Regions from separate parts of the Homo sapiens genome. Here region 1 is linked to region 2. A link is an interaction called in ENCODE POLR2A ChIA-PET data of the cell type or tissue named here. Cell type or tissue: Panc1. All regions are shown on one strand.

Region 1 (2,500 bases), 110 kb before region 2:
TATTTACAATGACTAAGTTAGTTAATAAAGGGATATATAACATATATAGTATATCATATTATATATAGAATGGGATTTAAAACTGATTTTAAGGTATAAAGCAAATATAAGGGATAAAAACATCATAGTAAAAGTTTTAAGTTCTTAAAGAAGTTACAGTAATTCTAAATATATACACACAAAGTATCTCAAAATGTATAAATCAAAATGATTATACTTCAAGAAGAAGCAGAGAAATTAGCAATCACAATGTCACAATGAAATGAATTAGACATACCTCCTCCAGCAATTATCTGTTAAAATAGGGAGAATATTAATAAGGATATAGATTTAAATGGCAAAATGAATATGATTGACTTAAAGTATCTTATATAGAAAGTTACATCAAAAATTATAAAATTTAGGTTATTTTCAAGCGTGTGGAACATTTATGAACATTTATATCATAGGCTGTGTATTATATATACCTTTGTTTCTGATGTAAGTTAAATTGGAAAAAATAACAAACATTTTCAAAACGAGTAATTCAGATACTCTCAACTTGAAACATTAAACAGCAAACATTTAAATAACTCACAGGTAAAAGGATAAGAAGAAGAAAAAATATTGAGTAGCAATTTTAATATGAAACAAAGCAGGTTAAAATAATACATACGAAACTATTGGAAATTAAGTTAAATTAGAACCTTTAGTGAGAAGTACTCTTAAGTGCTAATATTTGAAAAGTAAGAACACTAACAATTATTAAATTAAATGTAAAATATGAGTACTTACAGAACCAAAGATAAACCTTGAGAATTCAGAAAAATAATATGATAAAGAGAAAAAAATGATGAATTGTAAAATATAGACCTTAGTAATGTCTGTCATTTTTATTTTGACCATTCTCTCATCTGATGGTATATAAGTCTATCGTGCTATGGACTTAATTTGTTTATAATTGATGATGATTAACTAGGTTGCCACTTTCTAAATACTACTCGACCATCAGTTCTTTGGTAAAATGCCTGTTTAGGTCTTATTCTTCCCTATTGCACATGCACATTTTATCAGTTGGATTGCCTTTTTGTTTTTAAATTATACATATTCTTTTTATTGTGGATAAGTGTTCTTTGGGAGATTTTTATACACATATATGTATAAAACACACACATACATAGGTGTTTTTCATATCACTCGCTTAATGTTATTGAACATAAATTCTTGATTTTATTGCAATCCTGTTTATATTAATAATTATTTTATTTTTATGGTGAGTGCAATTTTAGACATGTTTAAAAATATTTTGCCTGCTATAGGGTCATAAAGATATTCTATCTGTTTTCTTCTCTGATCTTCATTGCTTTACCATTCAGATTTAAGTTTGAAATCTCTCTAAAATTGACTTTTAGGTATGGTGTTATTTGTTAGATGTGAGCTTCTTTTTTCGTATTCAAATATTCTACTTTTGCATCATGATTTACCAAAAGAGTCATTCTTTCTGTTTTTTCCCATTTAACTCTTCTCATTCCAATAACATATTGCTTTAATCTTTTTGACAGTAGGTCTTCATATCTGAGTGTATAAGACTTTCAAGTTTCTTCTGCAAGATTATCCTCTCTATTCTTGGTGCTTTTATTTTCCGATTTACAATTTTTCTTTTATTAATACACGTTATTTTACAGATTTGTTGGGTACATATGAGTGTTTGTGACATGCACAGAATGTCTAAGGATCAACTCAGGGTAATTGTGGTATTCTTCACCTTCAAAATTTATAATTTTTAAAATAATTTCAATTTTTATTTTATGTTCAGGGACCACATATGCACTTTGCTACATGGGTATATTGTATGATACTTAAGTATAGGGTAAAAATGATTGTCTAACCCAGGTAATGAATGTATATAGTACCCAATAGGTAGTTTTTCAGCACTCTCCCTTACCTCTCTCCCCTCTCTAACAGTTCCTCGTGTCTGTTGTTACCATCTTTACGTCCAAGTGTACTCAAAGATTAGCTCCTACTTATAAGTGAGAACTTGCAGTATTTGGTTTTCTGCTACTGCATTAACGCACTTAACGATTCTTAACGATTTTAGCCTCTAGCTTCATGCATGTTGCTGCAAAAGAACACGATTTCATTCTTTTTTTTATGGTTATGAAGTGTTGCATCCTGTATATGTATTACATTTTCTTTATCCAGTCCAATGCTGATGGCACCTAGGTTGATTACATTAGCTTTCTATTGTGAATAGTGCTGTGATAAACATATAAATGCAGGTTTCTTTTTGATAAAATAACTTCTTTTCCTTTGGATAGATATCCAGTAGAGGGATTGCTGGATAAAAGGATAGTTCTATTTTTAGCTTTTTAAGAACTCTCCAAACTACTCTCCACAGTGGCTGACCTAATTTACATTCCCACTACCGATGTGTAAGCATTCCATTTTCCCTGCAGCCTCGCCAGCATCTGTTTTGTTTTGTTTTGTTTTTATCTTTTTAATAGGACCTACTCTGGGCCAG
Region 2 (2,500 bases):
TGTGTTTGTGTGTGCGTGTGTGTGTGTGGTTTGTGCACACACATTTTACTCAAGGCTTCCTTTCTAAAACTCAGTCAGTTTAATTTGGTATAACTTCACTCCTTCATTTCCAGGCCATGATGTATGATTTTATTTCTGAGTCTGACTGTATTTGGGTAGGGTCATAGTGATTTTTCTGGAAGATCAGATATGAACGAAAATGATATCCTTAATTCATAAGAGGCTAGAATGATTTTTTTCCTCTATGATGGTCACTTGGAATGTTTAATATGATGGTTACTCCAACAGTCTGAATTTCAGAGTGAGGATATTGAAAATAAACCACGGAGTGAATTATGATGAATATATTGTGTAAGAAATACATTTTGTAAAAAAGAAATACATTTTGTAATGAGTTTTTACAAGTGTAGGTAGATTGTTTTTTAAACTCAGGATTTATGCAACTCAGTTAACAGGAACAATTTTTCTATTTCCTGGTTTTATTACTTTTTATGCCTGATTTAATTCTTAAATTTAAAATGAAATTCCTTTTCTTTTTCAAATTTTATTTTAGCTTCAGAGGGTCCATTAGCAGGTTTGTTACATGGGTAAGTTGCATGTCATTGGGGTGTGGTATACAAATGGTTTCGTCACTCAGGTAGTGAAGATGGTACCCAATAGGTAGCTTTTCAGTCCTCACTTTCCTCCATCCTCCACCTTCAGGTAGGCCTCGGTGTCTGTTGTCTCCATCTAGTACTCAATGTTTAGCTCCCACTTGTAAGTGAGAACATGTGGTATTTGAATTTCTGTTTTTGCATTCATTTGCTTAGGAAAATAGTCTCCAGCTACATTCATGTTCCTGAAAAAGACAGGATCTCATTCTTTTTATGGTTGCATAATATTCCAATGTTTCTTAGTGTGTGTATATCATATTTGTTTTGTTCAGTCTACAGTTGATGGGCATCTAGGTTGATTCCATGTCTTTGCTATCATTAATAGTGCTCTGATGAATATAGAAGTGAATGTGTCTTTTGGTAGAATAATTTATATTCCTTTGGGTGTATATCTAACTATGGAATTGCAGGGTCAAATGGTAGTTATGTTTTAAGTTCTTTGAGATATCTCCAAACTGCTTTCCACAGTGGCTGAACTGATATACATTCTCACAAACACTGTATACATGTTCCCTTTTCTCTGAGATGTGGCCAACATATATTATTTTTTTGACTTTTTATAAATAGCCATTATGACTCATGTTAGATGGTATCCCACTGTGGTGCTGATTTGCATTTTTCTAGTGATGAGTCATGATGAGCATTTTTTCCTGTCTTTTGGCCACTTTATGTGTTCCCTTGAGATATGTCTGTTCATTTCTTTTGCCCTCTTTTTAACAAGGTTATTTGTTTTTTGCTTATTGATTTGTTTAAACTCCTTATACATTTTGAATATTAGAACTTTGTTGGTTGCATAATTTCTGAATATTTTCTCCCATTCTATAGGTTGATGATAGTTGTTGATGATATTTGTTGATGATAGTTTCATTGGTCGTGCAGAAGCTCTGTCGGTTAATTAGGTCCTACTCGTATATTTTTGTTTTAGTTGCAATGCCTTTGGGAGACTTCATAAAAAAATATGTGTTAAAGCCTACATCCAAAGGACATTTCCTAGGTTTTCTACAAGGGTTTTTACAGTGTTAGGTGTTACACTTAAGTCTTTAATTCATTTGAGTCAATTTATGTATACGGTGTAAGGAAGGGGTCCAGTTTCAATCTTCTGCTTATGGCTAGCCAGTAGTCCCATCACCATTTATTGATTAGAGATTCATTTTCTCATAGTTTATTATTGTAGACTTTGTTGGAGATCAGATTTTTGTGGGTTTGTGGCTTTATTTGTGGGTTCTCTAACCTGTTCCATTAGTCTATATATCTGCTTTAGTACCAGTACCAGCACCATGCTATAGTACTGTAGCATTGTAATATAGATTGAACTCAAGTAGTGTGATGCCTCCAGCTTTTGTTTTTGTGTGTGTATGTGTGTGTATGTGATTTTTTTTCTCAGTATTGTTTTGGCTATTTGGGCTCTTTTTTGGTTGCACATGAATTTTAGAATAGGTTTTTTTCCTAATTCTGTGAAAACTTATGTTGGTAGATTGATAGAAACAGCCTTGAATGTGTAAACTACTTTGCACAGTATGACCATTTTAACAATGTTGATTCTTCTTATCCCTTAAAACGGATTGTGTTTCCATGTGTTTGTGTCATCTCTGATTTCTTTCAGCAGTGTTTTGTAATTCTCATTGTAGAGATCTTTCACCTCCCTGGTTAGCTGTATTTCTGGATATTTAATTCTTTTTGTGGCTATTGTGAATGGGATTCTGTTCTTGATTTGGCTCCCAACTTGGACATTATAGGTGTACAGAAATGCTACTGATATTTGTACATTGATTTTGTATCCTGAAACTGCACTGAAATTGGTTAACAGTTTTAGGAGCCTTTGGGCAGAGACTGTTGGGTTTTTTAAG

Evidence for each region. ChIA-PET counts read pairs that join two places held together with the same protein. Peaks named below come from ENCODE experiments on the same cell type or tissue, not always from the same donor. Only the 100,000 strongest peaks of a DNase experiment are listed, where the experiment ranks them.
Region 1: POLR2A ChIA-PET joins it to region 2 with 5 read pairs; 2 of 35 experiments call an interaction of 5 or more read pairs at or near these places.

Annotation. Positions count from the first base shown.
Region 1 is chr7:9,379,467-9,381,966 of GRCh38, forward strand. No RefSeq gene overlaps it. Among named protein-coding and RNA genes, the nearest start is that of NXPH1, 950 kb to the left of the region's middle. In Panc1, no CTCF peak of the experiment used is centred here; no DNase peak of the experiment used is centred here.
Region 2 is chr7:9,487,477-9,489,976 of GRCh38, forward strand. No RefSeq gene overlaps it. Among named protein-coding and RNA genes, the nearest start is that of NXPH1, 1.1 Mb to the left of the region's middle. In Panc1, no CTCF peak of the experiment used is centred here; a DNase peak (open chromatin) is centred at 1,274.